5 separate regions of the Mus musculus genome follow, and regions 1, 2, 3 and 5 are each linked to region 4. The links are chromatin loops, found by intact Hi-C in ENCODE. Cell type or tissue: gastrocnemius. All regions are shown on one strand.

Evidence for each region. A loop is a pair of places that touch in the nucleus more often than their neighbours do. Peaks named below come from ENCODE experiments on the same cell type or tissue, not always from the same donor. Only the 100,000 strongest peaks of a DNase experiment are listed, where the experiment ranks them.
Region 1: a loop joins it to region 4, with 2.2 times the contacts of the local background. A loop is called at or near these places in 6 of 42 quality-filtered maps.
Region 2: it touches region 4 in a loop (4-fold over the local background); 38 of 42 quality-filtered maps call a loop at or near these places.
Region 3: it touches region 4 in a loop (4-fold over the local background); 7 of 42 quality-filtered maps call a loop at or near these places.
Region 5: it touches region 4 in a loop (10-fold over the local background); 39 of 42 quality-filtered maps call a loop at or near these places.

What each region holds. Positions count from the first base shown.
Region 1 is chr6:91,976,014-91,981,013 of GRCm38, forward strand. Fgd5 (FYVE, RhoGEF and PH domain containing 5) reads left to right here and starts at 2,952. Exons shown (of 21, transcript NM_172731.3): 1 at 2,952-3,029. The coding sequence starts at 3,017. In gastrocnemius, no CTCF peak of the experiment used is centred here; a DNase peak (open chromatin) is centred at 2,959; H3K4me3 peaks cover 3,090 bases; H3K27ac peaks cover 3,091 bases.
Region 2 is chr6:91,779,365-91,784,364 of GRCm38, forward strand. It overlaps Grip2 (glutamate receptor interacting protein 2), which reads right to left. Exons shown (of 24, transcript NM_001159507.1): 8 at 4,460-4,607; 9 at 4,206-4,375; 10 at 3,419-3,541; 11 at 2,952-3,095; 12 at 967-1,153; 13 at 460-605. Among named protein-coding and RNA genes, the nearest start is that of Grip2, 26 kb to the right of the region's middle. In gastrocnemius, no CTCF peak of the experiment used is centred here; DNase peaks (open chromatin) are centred at 2,939 and 3,717; H3K27ac peaks cover 1,675 bases.
Region 3 is chr6:92,266,253-92,271,252 of GRCm38, forward strand. It overlaps Gm30688 (a long non-coding RNA gene), which reads left to right and starts at 3,383. Exons shown (of 5, transcript XR_001785327.2): 1 at 3,383-3,496. In gastrocnemius, a CTCF peak has its summit at 2,985 (motif pointing left); DNase peaks (open chromatin) are centred at 19 and 2,972.
Region 4 is chr6:92,064,785-92,069,784 of GRCm38, forward strand. It overlaps Fgd5 (FYVE, RhoGEF and PH domain containing 5), which reads left to right. Exons shown (of 21, transcript NM_172731.3): 13 at 364-447; 14 at 1,399-1,478; 15 at 2,718-2,817; 16 at 3,101-3,238; 17 at 3,664-3,793; 18 at 4,584-4,717. Among named protein-coding and RNA genes, the nearest start is that of Nr2c2, 25 kb to the right of the region's middle. In gastrocnemius, CTCF peaks have their summits at 1,526 (motif pointing left) and 2,567 (motif pointing left); DNase peaks (open chromatin) are centred at 1,482 and 2,558.
Region 5 is chr6:91,898,657-91,903,656 of GRCm38, forward strand. It overlaps Ccdc174 (coiled-coil domain containing 174), which reads left to right. Exons shown (of 11, transcript NM_172730.2): 11 at 636-1,192. The coding sequence ends at 931. It also overlaps a transcript of 4930590J08Rik not described here. Among named protein-coding and RNA genes, the nearest start is that of 4930590J08Rik, 3.1 kb to the right of the region's middle. In gastrocnemius, a CTCF peak has its summit at 3,042 (motif pointing right); a DNase peak (open chromatin) is centred at 3,050; H3K27ac peaks cover 200 bases.

The sequences.
Region 1 (5,000 bases), 89 kb before region 4:
TCTATAAGGCTCTGATTGTTGAGGCAGGCCACAGGCATCCCATGCCCACCACAGCTCCAGGGTAACTGAGGCAGCAGATGCTCTCTGACACAGCACATAATAAGAACATAGAACCCCATCCCCCACAGTAGGTGACTCTGCTCTCTGAGTTTGAGATCAGCTTGCTCTACAGAGCGAGTCCCAGAAAAGAGAAAGCCTGTCTCAGGAAACAATAAAAACAACCAAATAATTAAAAAGTTAAAATTAAAATTAAAAAACAAAAAGAAACCAAACATACATTTCGGGTCGAAGTTGACCATCCTTGTAATGGTCCCCATCCTTGTAATGGGAAGAATGCATTCCTCAAGGCTCAAATGGTAACCACATGTCATCACCCTGGGCAGGATGGTTGCAAAGCCACTGCAAACAAAAGCTTTGGGATCCATCTTCTCTGGAAAGGAAAAACAAAGGAGTTCGAAAACAAAGGGGTTCAAGTCTTTCCCTCACAGCCTGTCACTCCGCACCCACCACCCCTCTGCCTGCAGGTGAACTGGTTGAATGCTGTGAGGTTTCCCAACTGGCCTTGGGGCTGTGCTCACAAATCCCACATCCAACAGTGTTGGGTTGGCAGAGCTTAGCAAAGCATTCCGGGATTTTCCTGCCACCACCCTGAACCCCTCCCCACAAACCCCAGAGCAAAATCAACAGTAGCGGCCACTGAACCAGAGCCTCCCTCCTGATCCCGCTGAGGCCATGTTCTTAGGATTTTACTGCTTATTCTAAAAGACAAGCTCTTTTTTTTTTTTTTACATCAATGGATTTACCAGTTCACTCCGTTTCACACACCTTAAAACATAGATCCCCTCATCCTCGCCACCACCTCTACCACCACTCAGCTGACTCCATCATCCCCACGCTGCCAAACTCCATTTCCACCGTGCACAGCACCTTCACGCCTCCATCCCTACACCGGCTCCATCAGCCCAGTCACCCATACTGTCGCCGTCAACCCGAGCAAATTTATCAGTTCTATCACATATACTCCTCCTACCCCCATCACCCTGACTGACTCTACCATCCACCTTTTCTGTCACCTCCGCCATCTCTATCACTTTAACCACTTCCGCATCCTCTGCCCCTGCCCACCACATGTCATTCCCTACTATTGTGTCACTGCCAAATATCCCCATCAGCACCTGGAAAAACACAACCACCTCTATCCCATATGCCATCTCCACCATCACCACCTGGAAAAACACAGCCATCTCTATCCCGTGTACCATCATCTCCATCATCACCACTCTTTCCATCACCTTGACCGTCTTCCTGCCTCAACTCTGCCACTTCTACCCCCGTTATCACCTGCTCCATCTCCACCTCTATCACCACCAACTCCTTCCCCTCTTACCTGCTCACCACCTCTGCGTCACCTATTCCACCACCTACACTGAGGACACCATGACTTGCATGACCACTCCTTCTCTACCTGGGGCACTACCACTCTCTCTCCTTCTGTTTCACCGCCAATGTCCTCATTCACTTCTAATGTCATCTCTGTCACCTCCATTTCCACCAGCATCACCTCCATCCTGAGCTAACCACCATGCACAGATCGATTGAATCTACCAATAACCAGTAATGTACTCAGTCAGATTTTCTTTTTTTCTTTTTCTTTTTCTCTTTTAATTAATCATCTATTTAATGTTAGCATGAGTTGGGGAAAGGCACCCAAAGCCATGGTGCACTTGTGGAGACCAGAGACAACCATTGGAATCTGCTCTCTCTCCTTCCACCTATGTGAGGTCCAGGGATTGAACTCTGATGTCCAGGTTTACGTGGCAAGCTCTTTACTCACTGAGCCATCTCGCTGACCCCAGCCATAAATTTTCTATTCCAGAGTCAAAAGTATTTTTCCACAAAGGGCTGGAGGTTTCAGTGTCTGGTGTGGTGACTCTGGGATGAAAAGGTCATTTGAAAAATTCAAATTCAGTTCTTAATTGTACAGTAGAGGGAAACATAGACCGCTCAAGGACATGTCATGCCTTTACATGCCTCAAGTCCCCCCAAGTTATCTCCTTCACTTCTTGTTTGGTTGACCCCTCTCACTGGGGACCTCCTCTGAGCTCCAGACCCAAGCTGTAGGACTGTGTATGTCAGACAGGACTCCCTGAGGGCAAAGGCATCTATATGGTCATTAACAGGCAGTACGGAGGAGATACTGGGTCTCACTATCTGGATACAATGTGAATCAAGCCCCCCACCCCCACCCCCACCCCCAGAAACGAGATAGCCCTTTCCAGCCATCTCCAAGAGGTGATGGATGACTACACAGACATACTCTGAAGCTCCCGGCTTCTGACTTGGGTTTCCTCAGAAAGTCCTGGCAGTTGCTCTGATTCTGAGTCTGATGAGGGCCCGGAAATGCGCATTTCACACACTCCCCATGGGTTCTGGCTATGGAGAGCCCCAACTGGTCTTCTTCACAGCCAGGGTGCTTCTCCATGGTGTTTGTTGGTTTAATTCGCCTTCTGTCCCTAACGACCTCTTCATTTGAGCTCTCCATGAGGAAGAGAACTTGTAGCTATCACGCTCCGTGGTCGCCTAGCCCAGACTGAATGAACATCCAAATCTGAAAATAAAGGGATGGATGGCCTCTGTCCCTAAGCCTTGTACAGCTCCTTTGGTCTCCTTGATCATAGCCCTGGCCCCTTTAAGTGTGCGTGGGGACGCCGGGACCCTCGGTCTCTGACAGCACAGAAAAAAAAAAAAAAGAAAAAAAAAAAAGCCTTCCTCTCGGGAGCGGGAGGAAACATAGGAGGGGGCGGAGGCGCGGCCGGAGCCTGGAGCCCCGAGCTTGAGCGGACGCCCCGCCCAACCCGAGCCCCGCGCCCAGCGCCCCTCGCCTTGCCGCGGAGTGCTGCGCCCGGGGCGGGCCGGGCCGGGGCGGGCGCGGGCGCGGTGGACTGGGCGGCAGTGGGACTCCGACTGACCGACCCGCACAGCACGCAGCGACCAGCCTCGGGCTCCGCGGTGGAAGATGCACAGAGCAGGTAGGAGCCCGCGCCACCTTCCGCGCTCCGGCGGCAGGCTCTGCGAGTGGAGCTTGCGGGACCCGGGTTCCCCTCTCTAGTAGCCCAGAGTTCGGGTGTTCTGTCCCACGCACCTCGCCGTTGTCCCCCGAGGAAGGGTCCCCTCAGAAACCAGGACACCCTGCCTTCCAAATCGTGCCCTCCAACACCCAATCCTTCCCCTTCTGTCCTTTGGGTCCCAGCAGGTCCTCCTTCACCCTTTGGTGGCTGCATTTGGTTCCCGGGCGCCGACGCCAGTCTGTTCTGGCACTCCAGGGCTCGACACACCCCACTCTGCCATCAAACACCTTGGTTGAGTTAGGAAGCTTGGGCTGTTCCTCTAGATGCACCCCTCTTAAAACCCTCAGCCCGGGCTCCACTACCGGTCCGAGGCCCCGTCACTCCCAGGAGCGTCAGCGTCCCTCTTACCCCCTTCCCCCTCGGGTCTCAGTCTGTGAATCAGACTTCACCAGGTCAGTGATTCCGGGAAACACAAAAGTGTTCTCAAAGAAATTTAGCGATCTCTGCCGAGGAGTGCCATTTAGCAGATTGAGAAAGTGAGCCTCAGTCAGATGGGCGGTGCCTGGAATCTGGATTCCCAGCTGCTGTACACAGGAAAGTTCTCAAAGATGAGCGCGTGCTAGGTAGTAATCCTGAGACCTATCTGCTCCACGCGGTTGCACCCTGTTTTCTTTTACTGCTATCGCTGAGCAGAAGAGGAACTCCTTCCTCACCAAGGACCCTGTTCAATGCCACACTTCCCAACACACATCCCCAAAGAAACAGGAAGCCACCATTTTGGCTGTCTTGGAACCATATCCTGCTGCTGTTACTGCTGCTGTTGGTGGTGGTGGTGGTGGCCTCGGTGGTGGCGGTGGCAGTAGTGGTGGTGTGTGTGAGGGGCAGGAGGAGTTGAGGCTTTTTTTTCTTTTTAAGAGTGTTTTACTGAAAAGTCATTGTCTTGGGAGCAAGGTGCGGCTGGAGACATTGGGCTGGTCTTACAACAGACTGAGGAGTGGGGCAGCCACCTCCCTGTGTCCAGGCATTGGTGTTGCTGAGGGTAATTAACGTGGGTCACAGAATTGAGGGGCATAAGGAGGAGAGTCACCGCATAGGAGTGGAGAGGACTGGAACAGGGTTCCCAGGGGCTGGCTACCCACTGCTCTCTGGGGAAGGTTGTAGTCTGGACAGAGATAGGCTGGCTTTCCCTACTCTCCTAACAAAACAGCTTGGTAACAATGGAGAGAGCCAGTCCAGCTTCCCCATATTTTCCTGTATGAAGCTGGAGCAGGCCCTCCTTTCCTAAGAGTCTGGAGGGTGGAGGGAAACAGAACAAATTTAGATGTAGATTTGACCCCAGGAAGCCTTTGCAGTGGGCACTTTTAGATCTAGCTGCCTTGTAATTTGTGTCTGTAGACATGATTCCCTTTTCAATATGATAGCCTTCCATGGTGACCGGTGGATGTCACACTCCCTGCCTCCAGATCTCATGGCTCCAGGACTCCCTGGGGTTGGATCTCAGAGCCACCATATGCTTATGTGACCTTGAGCAGGTTTCTTAACTGCTGTCCCTCAGTTTATCTATCGGACAAATCAAGATCTGTCTCAGACTTGTCTCTACTAACCAACAATAAAGTAAGCAGAACACAGTCCAAGCGACCACTGAACACTAACTCATATTTCCCGGGAACTTATAATGGATTAGTTACCACTACCGTGTATTCTTTCTGTCAGTCTAGTTAACATCATCAACAACAACCTGACGATGGGAAATTGAGCTACTCTGATCTGTTCAGGGGCCAAGACAGGATCGAAATCCAGTTTGAAAGCCATTTTGTTTTTAAATCCAGGCCCATCTTGGTGCATAGGGGATGTTTGCCTCTTGACTTTGTCAGGTGTTTTGTGTCTGTTGATTTCCTCGAACTCACAATAGTGCCATGAAAAGGTGGGTAG
Region 2 (5,000 bases), 290 kb before region 4:
GAGGAGGAAGGCTGAGGCCGAGAAGGCTGACAAATTGGCTCTAAACAGCTGAGTGCTGGGTGGAGGCCAGAGCTGGAGACTACTGGCCAGTGCGGGGGGGGGGGGGGGAAGGCTGTAGCAAAACGTGACCCATTTGGATCCAGGCATTTCTACAACTTGTCTCTAATTCATACCACACCTCTGGTCTCTACTATTTGACAGATGGGGAAGCCGAGGGCAGAGGGAGGCTGTTTCCTATCCAGACATTCTCATATGGGACTCCCAGGATCAGCACCCTGACTTCTTCTGCCTGGAGTCCCTGCTGCATGAAATCAATCCACTTTAAGTCCTCCTGCTTCCTGATTCCTGTGTGGTACTCCCTCATCCCTATGCAGGACTTAGGCTGGTGCAAAGTCCCAGGGAGCACCAAGCAGGGAGGGGCAGGGTCCCAGAGTGTGTGTAGCTGGGTGGCCCACTCACCTGCCACATCAAACTCGATCTCCAAAACAACTTTGCGGGCCAGCGCAGCATCCCGCAACAGCTGGTTGGCTTCCTCCATGGTCCCATCCTCAGTGGCAATGCCATTGATGGCTAGGACTCGGTCCCCCACCTGCAGCAGACCACACCTAACCCCCAGAGCCCGGTGGAGAGAAGAAGCCGGTGACTAGAACCTCAGGTGGGGGAGAAGTGGGGGCTTACTCTCAGCTCCTGGTCTCTGAACTCAGTCCTGTCCCCAGCTAAGACCTGGCTGGGTCTCAGTTTCTATCTAATCACTGGGGATGGTACCATTGTCCTCACAAGACACACAGAGTCCTCTGAGTACAGGCAGACAGGGTTTTCATACTGTGTAATTCTGGGGCTGATGATGGGGCCAATATGCTGATTAAGTAAGGTATATTTATGAAGCTGGGACCCATAGTTGTGGCTCAGTTTTCCCACTGGACTAGAGCTCCAAAGATTGTAGGCCCACGGAAGCAGTAGACTCACCTCTCAGCGGGGCTGTCAGGTTCAATAAATCGCACCAAGGGTGGGGAGGACAGGGTCTCGGTGGCAAAGATGCCTCCTTGCAGCTGAAGGCCGAAGCCACTGAGAGGATCTCCACAGAGCACAACTTCCGTGGTCTCCGTATGAACAATCTGCCCGCCGGGCCCTACCGTGCTGGAGGCCAGTGACACTGTGGGACAGGAGGGTTTCATACTCAGATGAACCCTGGTGAGGCTTTCCAGGGGTGCCCACTAAGAGTCCTCACGAGGTCTGGGAGCCAGAGAGGCAGGTGAGCAGGAGTCCCGGAACCACCTAGGATGGGCCTGAGTTCCTTTGTCTGTACAGGGCCATGATGGCATCTACCCTGCATAAGCCGTGGCTAAGAGAGACAGCATTAGGGACTGTTATTTTGTAAGACAAGAGATTCTAGGTGCCTGTGTTATTTATTATATTACAGACCCCCACCTCCATCCATAGGGCATGTATTTCCAGACCCCAGGAAATGCCTGAAACCACAGATAGTACCACACAAAGCCTACAGATACCCTAATCATACAGCCCTATGATGAAGTTTCATCTACAAACAACCCTGGGGAAGAGAGACATTAACTGTAGCTTGATGAGATGTAACTATTATACCGGTGTGTTCTCATAAAATCACCAGAATCAATATTGTAGCACCCTTTGTTTAGTTTTGAAACAGGCTCTCAGACTGGCCTTGATCTTTCTGTGCAGCTGAGCATGACCTTGAACTTCTGACCTTCCTTCCTCCCTATTACAGGGTTGTTGGATGCTGCATTACAGGCAGGTATCACTTTGCTCATTTATTTGGTGCTAAGGGTAAAACTCGGGATTTCATATACACTGGAGAAGCAATCTCCTGTCTGAGCTACATCTCCAGCCCCGTGACCATTGCTCCGGACATTGTTCAGTGAAGTCTAGATCACCTGGGCAGCAGATTCTAGCCAGTCTGACCAAGAGAGATGATGGAGAATGACTAACAGTTGAGCAGTGTGCACATGATGGATACACTGGGTAAGCACGCTGCTCACATCCCAGGATGGACCAAGTGGGGCAGATGTAAGCCTTTCCCACACTACTCAGGACACTGTTCAATTTAAAGCATATGGTCTATTTCCAGATTTGTCTATTTAATATTTTCACATTGCGGTTGAATGTGGGTAACTGGAGAGCAAAACTGGATTGGGCAGCGCTATATTCTGTGCTCTATAGTCTACATGTCTCTTTGCCTTGGTAATAGCTTTATTCTTTTTAGGATTTATTTTATTGTGTTTAATTATGCACATGTGTGTGTGTGTGTGTGTGTGTGTGTGTGTGTGTGTGTGTGTCTGTGAGTACAGGTATCTGCAGCTGAGGCCAGAAGAGGGTGTCAGCTCCCCCTGGAAATGCAGGTACAGGTGGTTGTGATCTGCCTGTCATGGGTGCTGGGAACTGAATTTGGATTCTTTGCAAGGGCAGCAAATGCTCTTAACCACTGAGGGTCCCGGGAACAGCTTTATTTGATAGGAAGTTCCCAAACAATATTGGTCACCTGCTTAGTGTATAAATTGATGGCTTAAAACACTGCCATCCTCTCCCATAGGAGCCTAGCTAGGAGACTGAGGCAGAAAGACTAAATTCTAGGCCAGACTGGGCCACATAACGAGACTTTGTCTCAAAACCAAAAAAAGAATAAAGGAATCGCTGTCTCCTCACCCATTGCCCCAGAACCTGCATTTTGCCCCAGGCAATCTGTCCTCAACCTATTTCTGTCCCTGTGGGTTTCCCTGGACACATCACAGAAATGATCTTATGTGGTCCTTAGTGACAGGCATCAGACACTGAACACACTGGCTTCAGAGGCTCCTTTCTGTAACAGCTGGGACTCCCCAGGGTGCACCATATCCAGGTGGCCACACTACCCAAGCCTCACCCCCAGCCCCATCCTCCGCCTCTCAGGTGTCCCACGGAGATGGCTTCCTGCTTACAAGAGCTCCTGTGTTCTTTCCTTCGCTGCCTTCTCCTCCCTGCTGTTGTCCTGGGGCTCATGGGTCCTCTGGGCAGGGTGCTGGCGTTGGCACAGGGAAAGGCGGGGTTCATAGTCGGTGAGGAGAAGGGAGTCGAGGACACAGCTGGGGAGACCAGAGCACAGCCCCATGAGCCCCAGCAGGGCCCTAGTCACTTGCATAGGGATTGGGGAGGAGAACCACATATCCATAGGGACACAGACAGGCATGCCTTCTCCCCTTCACCTAAGTCCTTGACTGTGTGACCTCACACAGGTCTCCACCCCCTGAGCCTCACTGACCAAGATTTCCACAGACCGCTAGGGATGAGCTAAGTGATGCAGGGCATCCCCTCTTGATCCTGTGTTGGTTTCCACCCCATGTACCGACACCACCCACCAGGAAGGGGTTTTAGGACGGCAGCATTGCTGCAGCAGCAGATACATTACATCGGCTCTGGTCCGGGCCTCCAGCTGCCCAGGTGGGTGCCCTGCAGTGGCTTGGCCTTGGGCTGTGGCAAGAAGGGGCAGAGGGGTCCCAGCGGTGCAGCTGCTCACTCCTCTGTATTCTCACTGTGGCAGTGGGAAGAGGAAAGTGGCCTGGGTGTCTGGGACTGTCCGGATGACTATAGTCCCCACAAGCCAATGGTGAGACCCAAGATCCTTGCACTGTCCAAGCCAGCAAGGCACAGAACATGGGCTCTGCTCATGGGCACTGCTACTCATCCTGTGCCAAGCCGTGACCAGGCCCCAGCTGCATTGCCAACCAGGAAAATCAGTCCCCTCAGGGAACTGGCTCTGGACTCAAGAGGTTTTTGGCTGAGTGCTACCCACAAAAGCCCCCTGTAAAAACTTCAGGGGCACAGCAGGCATATGGTGCCCACAAGGCCCCTAAAATTCTGTGGCAGCATGGAACCACATGGGGCCCTAGTGATTGGCTACCCCCATTCCTGGCTCTGGTCTCTATTGTTGGTTCTGTTAAATGGGCCCTGGAGAGTGGCTGCCTCCTTAAGTTGTAGGGAGGCTGAGAAAGAATCCCAAAGGCTTCCTGCAGAGCCAGGCCCTTAGCAGAGACTAAATGAACAAATCCCAACATCTGGCTCCCACAGTCCTTCCCACAGCCTCTGAAGCCTCAGTTTCCCTGCCAAGTGTGCCTGCTTAAGGCTTTGTCCTGGAACTCTGGTGCCCTGTTCCATCCATGCCAGGTTTGGGTCTTGAGATTTGCCAAGGTGCCTACCTGCCTCTGGGGGCTTCAGGGGCCGACGACTCTGGGGCGAAGGCAAGATCTCCAGTCGAACTTTCTCAGTAACACTGGCCAGGAGCTTAGTAGCCTCGACCAGTGAGCAGTGTTCTGTGCTGGTGCCATCGATGGCGAGGATGTGGTCTCCAGCATGCAGCGCACCACTCCTGGGGGACAGGGGGACAGAGAGGCTGGTCCAGAGGACAGAGACACAGGTTGCCTCTGCCCTGCATAGCCCTGCTTCACCTCACCTGTCCACCACGCTAGCTGGCTTGATACGGTCGATAGTGATAGCTGGCTTGTTCCGGTGGGAGCCAGTGGTGAGAGAGATCCCCAGGGCAGATCCTGGGGTCTTGGCTATTTCTACCACCAAAGGGCCTGAAGCATTGGCCACTGTGTCTGGAATGATGGGGAGGGAAAATATAAAGATTCGTGGAAAGTAAAGATGCTTGCTGTCCTGCCCAGCCTAACTCTGCTGTCCTTTAGCCCTTACTGCTGAGGAAGGGGATGATGCCACGGAGGGAAGGCAGTCTATTCAGCCATCAGCAAGTCAGGCCAGGCCTCCATTGTACTGCAGAAACATTCCTTACCTCCACCCCAAGCATTCTGGTCTCACATCAGCTCTCCCTGAGGCAACTAGTCACTTCCTCAGCCCCTGGCTTTTACCTTCACCCCTTTGGTCCTGGTTCCTTCCCATTCAGCCATCTGTAGCAGTCAGGCTGCCCCTCACTCTTGGGTCAAAATCTCCTGCCCCAGGGCATTTGCACTTACAATTCATCCTGGCTAAAGCTT
Region 3 (5,000 bases), 200 kb after region 4:
CTAGTACATCTCTCCAGTGAAGCATTTCTGTATGCTAGGGAAGAGGATGGCAGCTACTGGCACTGATTTCCTGCTGGGACCACAGCCACAGCCCAGGGAGCTATGGGAGCTCTGCTGAGGTGGGAGATGCTGGGCAAGACTGGAGCCTCAGAAAGAGGCATGGCTGACACTTCCCAGGTTTGGTGCCCTAGAGCCTGGGCTAAACAGTCCCAGCTCCCCAGGATACCCACGTGTGTGCCCACATTTCTTGGTACGACACAGGATTGACCACACAAGCATCCATAGAGCATCATTAACATTCAAACACCTTCAGAGACAATTTTGGTTTTTGTTAGTTTTTGAGACAAGGTTTCATGTATCCTAGGCAAACCTTGGGCTCACTATTGTAATCAAGGATGAGTTTAAACTCTTGATTCTCCTGCCTCCACCTCCTAAATCCTAGGATTTTCTTTTACTTACAAGTTATTTTATTATTATTTTTGAAACAGGGCTCCATTATATAGCTTTTTATTTATTTAATTTATGTACTTCTGAGACAGGGTCTTACTTTGTAACCCTGGCTGTCCTGAATCTTGTTATAGAGATCTGGCTGGCTTCAAACTCACAGAGACGTATATACCTGCCTCTGCTTCCCAAGTGTTGGGGTTAAAAGCTAGGGCTAGTACAACTGGCTGGTATTTTATTTTTATACACGAGGGTCTCATGTGTCCCAGATTGTCCTCAAGTTACCTAAGACCTTGAACTTCTGATCCTCTGGGCTCCACCTCCTGAGTGATAGGATCACAAATATATGCCACCATGTCAAGTTTGCACAGTGCTAAGGAGTGAACCCAGCACCTTGTGTGTGCTAGGCAAGCATCCTATCCACTGAGCTACAACCCCATCCTAATATGAGAGTTATGTATGTGTACCACCATCCCTGGTAGGGATCTCTTCACAGACAGGAGGCTAAGTCTCAGAGAAGTAGAGCTATCGACATAAAATCATTCAGAGTTCAAGTCCAGGTAGGTCAGATTCCAAAATATTTGCCACAGTATCATTCTACCATTTCCCATTTAACCATTGAGTGATTTCCTTGCTGGACCCAACTGTGAGGTTGTCACAGGTGACTGGGCAAGATGGTGTGTGTGCGCTGTGTTTTTTGTGTGTCTATTTGCAGGCAGTGTGTGGTGTGTTAATTCTTTTGGGTCTATTCACAGTCAATAAGGATGAGCAGTCTGTGAGCTGGGTTGAATTCCAGTTGCTACTTCTCACAAGGCTTCTTAAATCTACTGTGGCCCAAATAGTAAATAATTTGCCTATGGCACATGCTAGCGATCTTAACACTCTGGAGGCCAGAGCAGGGGAGTCATGAGTTCAAGACTAGCCTACATAATTCAGAGTCCTTGTCTCAGAACTGTGTCTGGCCAACTGGGACTACCTCACTCCAGTTGCCCTTCCCACAGGGGCAGTACTAGTTTTTGGCAACAAAACAAAACAAAACAAAACAAAACACCTTTGGTAGACAGGTGATGGCGCTCTAAACCTCCGTATCATGGAAGGTAACCTCTGTGGACAGGCATGGTCATTGAAGAATATAGTGACAAAGCATATGAGTCAGCCAGCGGTAGCCTTAGTGACACAGAGACGTGTGCATGGATGTCACATCAGTGGCTGAGGCAGGAATACACAGATCCACAAACCTAACCACGCCAAGGACCCCTGACTGTGAGCAGAAGCTAGAGAGGGCAGAAAGGGTGCCATGCAGGTTCAAGGAGAGTGGGGCTCTGGTGACCTGTAGCTTCTGGGGCTATAAGACAGTCTGTGTCTGTTGGTCAAGCCTCCAGTCAATATTACTTCATCATGGCTATCCTAGCACCCTAATTTACTGTCTCTAGGCTCTGCCTGACACAGAGCCCCTTGCCATAGGTGGCTCAAACTCTATTCCCTGGCTCTGCTGAGCAGTCACGTGACCCAAGCTTGGGCAGTTGAAATACCCCATCTTTTCCCATACATTGGCTTAGGATAGCCTTCTAATGAGCTTCAACCTCAGAGCTGCTGTTAGAACTGTTGTTACAGACTCCTTCCTGACTCTGAGGTGCCACTACAGCCTAAGAGCCTACAGGAGTGAGTGAGTACTATTTTGAACCTGATGTCACATCCAGCTAAAGAAACTGAGGCACATTATGGCAGCCGGGTGCAGAATCAGTTAGGACAAGAGAGGACCAGGTTTCAGTGGGTCCTCCCTGACACCCACTGTCTCCCCTTCTGAGACCCTCTCATGTTTCCTTTGGAGACTGTTGCCCCTCCCGCCCCCCATGTTCAGTTAGAGGGAGGAGACCATCTCTCACAGGCAGCCTGGACACAAAACAGGTCATCAGGAGCAGCGATGGTTTCTGGATGTTTGGGTAGCACAGCCCCAGCACATCAGAGTAACTCCCAGACATTTGGTAGAAGCCTTGAGAATGAGGCTGTCTCCATGGTGGCTTCTCGGCAGTTTGAGCATCTGCTTGTAGCTGCTGATGGCTATGCTGCTGCAAGGAGCAGAGCCGAGAGGCCCTGTGACAGGACACAGTGACACAGTCAGAGGCCTTGGATATGGTTCTCCCTGAAGGTGTCTCCTGGAGTTTTTTTTTTCTTTTTTCTTAAGGCAGTTCGATGTGAAGTTCTAACACATGCTGAAATACTGGCTTGAGGACTGTGCCAGAATCTTAGGTCCTATTATATTGCCTCTGGAGCAAGCTTGCCTCTCCCCCCACCCCCCCATCTTTGTTCAATGTCTCTTTTCTAGAGGACCTTTTCAGACTTCAAACCCTGTCTAAAGCATGAGTCAACAACTCCTAGAAACCTTCCTTGATCCTTCTATGGCTACTAATTCCTCTCATCACTTTTCTGGCACCTTGTGGCTCCCAAAGTCCTGTTCTGAATCCTCTGTGTCCCACAACCTGTAACAACACTCAGGACATTTATGTAGCTCTGCTGCCCTCCGGTGGCCAACAACAGAAATGCATGAAAACGCATCCTGAATCCCAGCTCCTCCCCATATAAAAGGAGCAGGTTCAGGCAATGGCCACACTGGATGCCCTGTGGTCTTCCTTGCTAACTCTGGTAATTCTGCTCCACCTCTAGAGGTATCCCTACAAACCTCGGCTTTGTTTGTTTTGTTTGCCTGGTTAGTTTGTATCGACCTTGGAACCCAGGAAGTCAAACATGGTAAATGTGGTGGATAGTCTGAGCACGTATGTATCCATGCCTGGAGCTTAGATTTTCAAGACAGACCGTTCAAGGGTCCCAACATATCTTTGTCATGAGGGAAAAGGCAGCTCCGTGCTCAGAAATGGACAGAAGTCTAGCTGACGTTTCTGAGTTCACATACAGCTTCTAAGCGAGATAGGATGTTGAAGAGGCAGTTGGCAGAGCAACAGCAGCCAGTATTGGAATTCTGGGACCGAGTCCTCCATTTTTTTCAGACCAACAAATCCAGAAGAGGAAATGGGCTGCATGGACCCAACGCCTAGTAAGTAGCATGCAGGGCTGAAAAAGACCACTCCTGGGTTCTGGCAGCTCCTTGTGCTTACCCTTCCTTTGGGGTCTGGAAAGAAGAAGCCCAGCTTGGGCCCTGATTCCCTATTCTTGCCAATGCCCAGATTTGTGAGACGATGGGTTGGGGCTTAAGCCATGCAGTTTCTGGTCCTTTGTTTGGTGGTCTGAGCTGCAGAATTGCTGGAAGGCCAGGCTGAGAGCCAGAACTGCTGGCCTCTTTAAGGCTCTCCATCAGAACGTGTGCAGGAAGAGCTCGAAGTGGCTTGCTACTCTCCTGCTTTCCTGGCCCACCCCTGGCCTATCCTATACTGCTGAGGGAAGGACCTCCCATTCTCACCCACCTCGCAGTTCCCTGACCCTACTTTGGATCAGGGACTCCAATCCTCAGAGGACACTCTGTCCTTATATCATGACCAGGACTGGGAAGAGGCCCAAATAGCACCAGAACATTGGGTCAAAGAATTCTCTAGCACTGAGATTAGCTGTCTTGTGTAGAAGGGGGAGTGGCTAGGCGTTTTCACGTCCATTACTGTGGGCCTATACCACAGGGTGTGGCTCAGATTTAGGGTGTATCTTTCCACTTCAAATGATCCAAGAAAAGACCTCACATGCCACGCCTGGCTGGTGGGTTTTAGTTGAATCTAGATGTAGTCAAGATGGCAACCAAGGTCAGCCATCATGCATAGATGTGTTGCTATGTACATGTGGCTTCTCTCTGTCTGCTGCTTACGCTCATGTGGAACTATACACCACTGGGCTGGGTCATTTTCTAGACTACACAAAGCCTGTCTTTAGTTGGGGTTTCTGTTGCTGAGATGAAACATAATGACCAAAGCAACTACAGAGGGAAGGTTTTGGTTTTTTAGCTTACATATTCAGAATCAGAGTCCATTGAGGGAAGCCGAAGCAGGAGCTCAAATCAGGCAGGAACCTGGAGGCAGGAACTGATGCAGAGGGCATGGAGGGGTGCTGCTCATTCATAAGGCTTGTTTATCATGACTTGTTCAGTTTGATTACTTTCTTTCCTTCCTTCCTTCCTTCTTTTCTCTTTTCTTTTCTTTTCTTTTCTTTTTCTTCCTTTTCCTTCCTTCCTTTTCCTTCCTTCCTTTTCCTTCTTTCCTTTCCTTTCCCTTCCCTTCCTTTCCCTTCCTTCCTTTCCCTTCCCTTCCTTCCTTCCTTTCCCCTCCTCCCTTCCTTTCCCTCCCTTCCTTTCCCTCCCTTCCTTTTCCTTCCTTCCTTTATTTCTTCCTTTCTTCCTTTCTCTTCCTTTCTCTTCCTTCCTTCCTTCCTTCCTTCCTTTCTTTCTTTCTTTCTTTCTTTCTTTCTTTCTTTCTTTCTTTCTTTCTTTCTTTCTATTTCTTTCTTCCTTTCTTCCTTTCTCTTTCTTTCTTTCTTTCTTTCTTTCTTTCTTTCTTTCTATTTCTTTCTTTCTTTCTATTTCTCTCTTTCTTTCTATTTCTCTCTTTCTTTCTATTTCT
Region 4 (5,000 bases):
CCCCCTCACAATGCCTGTGATCCTATCACGAGGCTACAGTCTGGCAGCCTGCTCGTTTGGGTTGCTGTGTGGTATTTCACAGTCTGACTGGACCACGGTTCTTTATCCATCAACTGTAAAGGATATTTGGTTAGTTCTCCCTTTGGGGCTGTGACACATAATGTTCTCTGACACTTGGTGCCAGAGCATTGGCAGATGTGCCAAGTCCTTTTGAGCATTCCTGTAGGAGTATAATTGTCATGATGAGGTGTGCACCGAGGACTACTGGCTGCCTGCACCCCAGAGCTCAGGGACCTGCTACGTATAGAGCTTGCTGCAGCCTTCGGGGCCAGGACTGGTGTGACTTGTGTGCCTTCTCTGCAGATGAATGACACACTCCTGTACACACATCCCCAGAAGGATGGGAAGTACCGGCTGAAGAGCTCGCTGCCAGTGGCCAACATGAAGGTAGATATCGAAAACCAGGTACCCTGGGGTAGGCGTGTCATCACAGGGAAGATGCTGGGGAGATGGATCCAGCCTTTCTTCTCTCTACGGAGGACCAAGGCCCCAGGATACAGCGTTCAGTGAGGACTGCTGCAGGTTTAAACATAGGGGCTGCCCAGCTACAACTAGGGATCAATGATATATTCTCAGAGTGGATAAGACATGGAGAGGAAAGGGTCACCCCAGGAGGAGGACAGTAAGTGCAGAAACCGCTTGGAGGGAGCCAACAAACAGGTTTAGGTTACATTGTTAAAACCCTCTAGAACCTTTCTATCATCCCAAACAGAAACTGTCTCCATTAAACACTGAGTCCTGTTTGTTCTATCTCTATAAATGTAACTGGTTGAATGACTTCATGTGGGTAGAGTTCCAGCATTTGGCTTCTTGGAGCTGGCTGGCTTCACTTAGTGTTGTGTTCAAGATTTCTGTGTGGAAGTTTGGTCAGTCTCCTTCCTTTTCTGGGCACCCACATCTGCCCCCTCTGTCTCTCTACCTCTCTGTGTATCTCTATCTTTATGCCTCTCTCATCTCTGTCTGCCTCTGTGTGTGTGTTTGTGTGTTCATGCACGCATGTGTGTGCATATTCTCGGTTCATTCACCACTGAACATGTCTCAGCTGTTGCATGTGTGATGTGTGGACTAGCATGGTTTATCTTGGTCTCAAACACGAGGGTGCGTGGGCACATTGGGGAATTCTTGGGATGGAGAACATTCTGGAATGTTATTTCTGATACCATCTGAGGATGGTGCCTGAGAAGGAAATGCTGAGATGAGAAGGCAGGACAGCTGGGAATGAAAGCATCCATGCTGGTCAGAACCCTGTCCAGCCACTACCAGCCACTAGCAGTGGACAAAGCTGTCCGTGCTCCTCCCCCTCCCACCCTGAACAGATGCTATTGGTTTCCCTGGCAGGTCAGCCGCCCTGTGATGGACAAAGTGCCCTATGCTCTGAAGATCGAAACTCCTGAGTCTTGTCTGACACTGTCTGCAAGGTATGGGGAGCCATACTCTAGCTGCAGTGCCCTCTGCTGGCCGCCATGGCATACGACACTTAGATACGCAGGCATAACATACAAAAAAATAAATATTTTAAGATGAAGATAAATATTTTAAGATGAAGATAAAGTTAAGAATTGAGCAAAATACCTGAAGTTGACCTCTGACCTCCTCACTCATATCTACGTGTACGCAACACACACAAAACACACAGGCATGGACATGCATGCACACACGTACACACGTGCGTGCAAATAGAAAGCAATAACTAAAAGAAAAAAGAAAAGAAGAACTCCTGAGGTTTGGGGCTTATCTCAGTGATAGCGTGTCTGGCTGACATACTAAGGCCCTGGTTCAGGCTTCAGCAGCACAAAACCAAACATAAATGCCAGCTCCTATGCCCAGAGGTCTGTAGGCCCCATGAAAGTATCTCATTAAAAAATGTTATAGATGATTGTCTCAGCATGAGGTTCTCAGGTGACTCATATGTGTCGTGTGCTCAGTGGGCTGTCAGCCTTGGCACTCTCGACAGGACAAAAGGGAAGTGATGAGTGGTTGCCCATCTCTGACCATTCCGTCGTCTTTTGGGGAGGCTCTTGGTAGGTGGAAGGATGCTGTACTTAAAACAACATGAGCCAGTTGTCTGATAAACAAAATCTATTTCTCCCAGGCTAGGAGTTAGGAAATGCAAGACCAAGGTGCCGGTCGATCTGGGGTCTGGAGAGAGCCCCATGTATGTAGATGGCACCTGTTTGCTGTAATATAGAAGAGACAAAGGGGGTCCCACAAGGGAGAGGGAAGACTTCCTGTAGGTAGTGATTCCTGGGATAGCTCCACCACCTCTCCTCTCTGCCTGATGCCTTGTGGCTCAGTGTGTAGCTTCTGGTGACAGACTACACCGATTGTCTGCTCCTGCCTGTCCTATGGCCTGGAGTACCAGCTGCCATTGATATATCTGCCCACTGGAGGGGGATTATACATTCCCTTTAAGCAGTGTCACCCTGGCTGCCTACCTTACTGCCGGCCAAAGTGGCACCTTCTCCCTGCCCAGGCTGTGGGATGCTCCAGTGCAGGGCGAGGGCGACACCTAGTGGGCACTAAGAATATCTACCCAGCTTTCTCCTGGGCTTGGACATTGGGGCTCAACTAGGGCCCAGAGGCTGCTGAACTCGCAGCAAGAGAGAGGGTGCCAAGCAGAGCCACAGCACCTTGGCTCACCGAGTCTGTGCCGACAGCTCCTGCGCGGAGCGGGACGAGTGGCACTACTGTCTGAGCAGAGCCCTTCCGGAGGATTACAAGACTCAGGCCCTGGCTGCCTTCCACCACAGTGTGGAGGTGAGTGGGGGCCACTCCAGGGTTCCTAGGGTGGGTCCTGCCATATCCTCCTCACAGAGACAAGTTCCTCCTGTCCTCGGGGCCCTGGCAACACCCTCATCGGTCCCGCCTACCATGCTTCTGTTAGAGCGTGGCACCACAGTTCAACCCAGGAGCATGCCCTGCAGTCTGGCAAGCAGACCAGGGGACAGAGTAGACTTGACTCCGAATTAGGGAGAAAGGGGCTGCACTTCCCCAACTGTCCCTTGGCCTCTCTCCTGACTGTGGTTGCTGGCTGCCGCAGATCCGGGAAAGGCTGGGGATCAGCCTCGGTGAGAGGCTCCCCACCCTGGTGCCTGTCACTCATGCCATGATGTGCATGAACTGCGGCTGTGACTTCTCCCTCACCGTGAGGCGCCACCACTGCCATGCCTGCGGCAAGGTGAGTGACAGACTGGGGGGAAGGTGTGCTTGGGGAGGGGATGGGGACATGTTCCTGCTTGTGGAGCTCAGGGGGCCAGAGGAAGATGAATTCAAGGCCAGCCTGAGAGGTAGAGCTTGTTCCTGTCGGTATCACTGAAATCCACTGATCATGGCAGTCCCAGGCCTTTCTGCCACACCATGTTAATAACACGGGAGAACTCACCATTATGGTCACTGGAGGGGAGTGTTATCTTATGGTTATGAGCACAGCTCTTCAGAAAAGCAGGCGCTTGCTCAGAGACATTCTACAGCCCAGGCTGGAAGAGCAGGGGCCCGTGTGACACAGAGCAGCTAGGGTCCTGGGGCTGCCTGGAGGAGGTGAGGGCTGGGCTAAACTGAGAGGGTGACTGACAGCTTAAATGTGTGTTCTCAACATGGCGTCAGATTGTGTGCCGGAACTGCTCTCGAAACAAGTACCCATTGAAGTGCCTCAAGAACAGGATGGCCAAGGTCTGTGATGGCTGCTTCCGGGAGCTGAAGTTGAGGAATGGGCCTGTCCCAGGCTCCATGAGAGGTAACTTTACAAGGCCCTTGCCTTCTTTCAGGCCTGGTGGCTTCTCCCCAAGTTCTCATGATGCCTCTATGGCCCGGGTTCCTGCTTGAATCTGCTTTCTCCAGAAGAAGAGAGATGAGGTTCTGCATAAAGGCAGCCCCCTGGGGAGGCCAAGGCTCAAGACCTGGGTTCCATGGGAACCTGACAGCTGCTCTGTCCCTATGAAGGCAGGGCTGCTGTGGCTGTCCGCCATGGATGGTTCTTTGGGGTTATTCGATATTTGTCTATATGGTTATATGCATGTGGGTGCAGGTACCCCTGAAGGCCAAAATAAGGCAGATATGTTCTTAACTGCTGAGCCATCTCCCCAGCTCTCTGTAGGGCTTCTATGAATATTCCATGAGCCTGCTGTCTTTGGAATTTTGTGGCAGGTTTGGGAGGCTGCTTGGGAGGGGCTTGGGAGTCAGGAAAGGAGAGAGAGAGAGTCCCCTAGAAGCTGAATTGACCCCTGAGACTTGGTACTTAAGTGACAGGCTGTGCCCAGAAGTATCAGGCCAGAGAGACAGCAGATGTATCTTGGGCCTTCTTGAAGCCACACCCAGAGGAAGCATAGTCCTGCTGGTGGATCCAGGACAACTGTTCAATGTCCTGGGAAAATGCCACCATGCCCCAGAGCCTCTGCTCAGCATCAGCAGGAAGGGGCATGCCAGCCATCCTGGGCCCGTCTCCTCCCACCCGCACCCCCATGAGCCTTGGAGGGACTTGAGCCAGCACTCCAGACAACCCTTCCCCTGGCTTCTCACCTCTGCAGAGCGTCCAGTCAGCATGAGCTTCCCACTGTCCTCGTCCCGCTTTTCCTCGGGCAGCGCCTTGTCCTCTGTCTTCCAGAGTATTAGCCCCTCAACTTTCAAGAAGCAGAAAAAAGTCCCTTCGGCTCTGTCCGAGGTAAGGTGTGCATGGGAGACAGTGCTTGGGAGGTTCCTGTCCTCTGGAGGCATGCTCAGATCCTCCTGTACCCAGCCTGGCCAGGCTCTTCTGCACAAAGAGAACTCCTCCCTGAAAGAACTCAATAGTGAGCCCAGGTAGTGCCATTGCTAAGGATAATCCCTGTCTTCAGAAGACATCTGTGGGCTGCAGAGGAGCTCCAGAGGCATCTTGTGTCCCTCCTTGGCTTTATTTTTTCTTTTTCCTTCCCCATACTGTAGAATTAGTGCCCGCAGGGCCTGCT
Region 5 (5,000 bases), 170 kb before region 4:
TCCATACTTTTAGGTGTGGTTTTTCAGCTTAGAATGTTACTCTCCAGGAACTGCTTTTAAGGTATGAGAGAGGCCGGTGTCTGAGGAATTCTGTCTTTAGCAATCCTCTATATTCGGTTGAAAGTTTACCTGAGCTTCCATTGTACATGCACATTTCTAAGTTTTCACCAAAGTGCCCACCACAGTCTTTGCGGCAGCAGACTGTGTTATGCCTCGTTCAAAACTACTTCAGTGGAATGTTAGCTCCTGCTGTTGGAGTTGATGAGAAATGTATAGAGCCTCTGCTCATATTGGATGAGCCCCTTCTGTGTCTTCCAGAACACAACAAATGAGAGACTGCTTTGATGTGAAACACCTAATCATGCCAACGTCAGCATATACTTGACTGTTTCATTTCTCTGTAGTTGTAGTGCCCTTTTGGCAGTGTGGTCCAGAGCCTGTCAGCCTCTCCGTAGAGCCATTATCTAATCTTTCCTTGTCGTAGGCTACTCCATTTCTTAGCTGGGTTTTGTGTTGCTATCCTTGTTCTTAGATAATCTGTCGTGGCTTTTAAAATGCATATAAGAACTGAAAAGTATTCAATAAATTTGACTGATTCATAATTGTTTTTAATAATACCCTTTCTATTTTCATAGACTTTTCCTTTGGATTCTGGTCGAAGAAGCAGTCAGAACTCCGAGCTGAGCGAGATCCTGAGTTTGCCCCACCTTCAAATTACTTTGTGGGTCAAAAGAGAACTGCTCCTATGAGTAGCCAGCCACAGAGCAGACCAGGATCAGCACCAAGTGACTTGGGACATTCCTCTGGCCAGAGCCAGGAACCCAGCTCTTCACACACATCCACTCCTGCCTCTGAAAGCTCACCACAAGCGCCCACAGTCACTTTCCAAACACTAGATGATATGATATCTTATTATAAACAAGTCACATGACCTGTAAAGCATGCTGGTTGTATTTGTCTCATAGAAGTCAGTCAGGACTGAGTTTTACTTCTTTCTTCCTGTACTTTCCCAGGGAGCACAGGCTTGAGGCCACATTAGTTGACAGGGAGGAGTGAGAGCTCATTGACTCTTAGGTTGTTCATTTTCTTACCGCTTGGTATAGGGGGACTATCTTCTCTCCATGCTGACCCAGCTGTGACTCATTTGGGGTTCCAGGTGTGTAAATTATAAATGCTAATCTGAGAAATACTGAGGAACTTGTTTCTTTTTTAGATTATTTTATGTATGTGAACATCTTACCTTCTTGTATATATGTGTACCACGTGTGCCTGGTGCCAAGGAGGTCAGAAGGTGGTGTAGGATACCCTGGGCCTGGAGTTATGTATAATTGTAAGCTACTATGTGGGTGCTGGGAACGGAACTTTGGTCCTCCACAAGAAGAGTAGCCAGTGCTCTTAACTATGGATTCATCTCTCCATACCCCTCTGAGGGGCTTTTAACCCTTCTTTACAAACACACCCTCTCATGACTTCGCTTTTAGGGCTCCATTCTTTTCTTTTCAGAAGTGTGTTAGCATGCAGGTGTCTACTCCACAGGTTCAGCTTCCCTGACAGGTGATGGAGCAACATGAGGAGGATTTGTCCAACAGGCAAATGAGGGCCTATTATAGAGGGCTGCGTGGGAAAAGGAAGCTGCTGGGACACTAGGTAGTCACATCTGAAGCTCTAAGGTTGGGGAAGAGCACCTACAGTTCAGAGGTAGAAGTTGGTAGTTGATCTGTTCCCTGTTACTCAGTTGCCTATGTCTGTCCTCTGCAGATATCTGGAGTTGGGCTGAACTATTTGGGCATTTGCAAAGGCTGCTGAGCTGTTTAGAAACCAGTGTTCCTTAGTTTTGCCAGTTAGAGCTTTGACTTGTCCTCCTGCCTCTGTGCCTTCTGATGCTCTCCATTACTTTAGTCTTCTTGACTCTCTGAGTAGGTCAGACTTGGACCCCATGGTGCTGAGCAGGTAGGTCCCTGCCTATATTCTTATTTAGCAGGGACGTTTGGTGCACAGGAATCTAAAGGACGTCACTCAGTAGGGGTGTTCGGAGCATTCACCTATGCAGCTGCAGACAGGCAGTCAGGAGTTGACCACCAACCCTCTGAGAACAGTGTAGCAAAGGAAGACCCACCTCTTTGGGGTTTCCTTGATGCTTTGTCTCTGCTCACATGAGTGGAAATGCCCTGTTCTTCCTCGAAGTCATGTGGCATTGTATTGGAACAAGACTTATGTCTAATTTCCAGGCTTAAGCTTTTCCTAGTATCTTCTGCTGCCAGTCTTTTGCCCCAGTATTAACAAAGTTTGGACAAATCCCAAAATTACCTCTGAACTCCACAACAAAAGCAGAAGCTAGACATAATGCAGTCCTGTTAGTCTCATCAGGCAAATACCTCCTTTAAATACATCAAAACTCAGCTACCCTTAATTTTTTTTCCAGAAATGACACATGTATCCTAAAATTCATATGGAAATGCTAGGGACCCAGAATAGCCAGAAAAAAGTTGGAGGACTAAAGATAAGGGCCAAAACTATAAATTCAGCTAAAATAAGGAAATAGTTTAGAGGAGAAAGAAGGAAATAGAATTATTAGACATGTCACAACTGTAAGCAAAAGCAGAAAAGAGACAGACATGGGAGCAGAGGTGGGTTCAAGGCCAGCCTGGACTACATAGCAAGCTGCAGGCAGAATAAAAGGAAAATAGTTTGATCGCTGGAGATAAAGTGCTTTTATGAGGCAGAGTATCAAGAAGAGAATGTGGTGGGATGAGAGAAGGCAGGAGTGACAGCCAGGCAGCAATGGGCCTTGAATGGAGCCAGCAGGCATGGGAGGACCTGGCCACCACAGCCCTTTGGGAGCAGCAGCAGTCAAGCGCAGTTACTCTTCACCTCAACTAGTACCTGTAGGTCATTTTCCTCTGGGGTTTTGAAGACTAAGTTTCTTTCTAGTCTCCTCTTTATGACACCAGTTAAAAGGTCTATATACAGTCCCTCAGATTTATCTTGAAGTCAGCTTCAGAAACTTACTTTTCATGGACCAGCTTTGTGCCAGGATGTCCAGCAGATGGCAGCAGAGTCCTCAGAGTTCAGAGCCATGCACCAAGACTATTGGCTTCCTAGGGATGCAATCAATGTGTCGCTTTCATTTTGTTTTTTTCCTTTTTGGGGGAAGACAGTTTCGTGTAGCTCAAACTTCGTATGTAGCAGAGATTGAACATTTTTTAGTTTATTCTTTGACAATTTTCGTACATGTATGTGCACAGTGTATTGTTTCCCCTCACTTTCTGCCCTCCTCAGATCTCCTTCCACCCTGTCAACTTCCTCTCTTCCACACAAGTCCTTTTTTTCCATCTTTTCATTTTGTTGTGTTGTGATCCACTGATTTTATCTGAGACTATCTGTGATCTGTCTATTGGGACCTAGACAATGACTGCCTTACCATCAGAATCCATCCCAACCAATTGTTCAGCAAGGAGAGATAGGGCCCCTTGATCCCCTTCCCATTCAGTGATTGCTCCGTGATAGTCACTTTTGTAGGCCCTGTGCAGGCAGTTGTAGCTACTGTCAAGACTGGGTGTGCTGTGTCTGTGCAATGGCTATGCTCTGCCCTGAAGATTGCATTTCTCAGTCCTCTGCCTTCCAGCTTGGCACTCTGTTCCCTTTTCTGGTGTTCCTAATTGTTGAGGGATATGCACTCAGCAGTCACTTGTTCTCAGCACCTGAGCACAATGTGGATGGATGGAGAGCCACAGGAGGCTGAGTGTCAGTATTGAATTTCTGATCCTCTTGTGTGTACCTCTGTCCCTAGAGTGTTAGGATTACAGGTGTGGGCCACCTCACCTGGTTTATGTCTTGCTGGGTATTTAACCCAGGGCTATATTTGCATATTAGGTAAGCATTCTACCAACTGAACTACATTTCCAGGCCATTTTTAACTTTGTTAGAACCATATCTTAAAAATGAAATTATGGTGGCACATGCCTTTAATCCCAGCACTTGGGAAGCAGAGGCAGACAAATTTATGAGTTCAAGGCCAGCCTGGTCTACAGAGTGAGTTCCAGGACAGCCAGGGCTACACACAGAAATCCTGTCTTGAAAAAAAAAAAAGAAATTAATTTTTTTATTGAACTTAATATATTCAGAACATCTTAGTATACATTCAGGATACAGAAAACATCAAGAGGTACTTTGTTTCTTTTTTAAAAAGCTTAGATAGATAGATAGATAGATACATACATACATACATACGTACATACGTACATACATACATACATAGATAGTCAGGGGTTCTGTATATGTATAATCCCTGGCTGTATTGAAACTTGCTATGTAAACCAGGCTGGCAACAAACTCAGAGATCAGACTGCTTTGCCTCCCAAATGCTGGGAATAATGGTGTGTACCATCACACCTGCTTTTGGTTTTGTATTATGTGTGAAAGCCTGCATGTATATGTGTACCACGTGTGTATTTGATGCCCTCAGAGGGCAGAAGAGGGTGCCATCTCCTGGAGCTGGAGTTACAAGTAGAGCTGCTCTGTGGGTGTTACGGACAGAGTCCTCTGCAAGAGGACCAAACACTAACAACTGCTAAGCCACACTTCCCTATTGTTTTCATACTAAATTCCAGAGTGCACTGTAGCCCGCAGTGTAGCCGAGCTTGCATACTCATTTTCCACCAGATACACTTTTATCTGTATTTAGGTGTCATAAAGCAGTTGAAAAGTACTAAACTCATATCCAGGTTGTCCCAAACATATAAATTTTCTGATAGTTGAATTGAGTGAAGTTTTAAATTTAAGAATTTTTGGTGGTGTGTGTTTTGAGGTGTCAGGTTTGCCTTGCACATGTTTGTCATGTGCTGTCATTGAGCTACAGCTCCAGTTTCAGCTTTTAAGCTCAAAATTTTGTTACTGTGTGTATCTCTGTATGGGGTCAGAGGACAACTTGGTAGGGTTGGTTTTCCTGTTCCACCTTTACATGGGTTAGCTCCAGGTTCAAGTTTAGGTTGCTAGGTCTC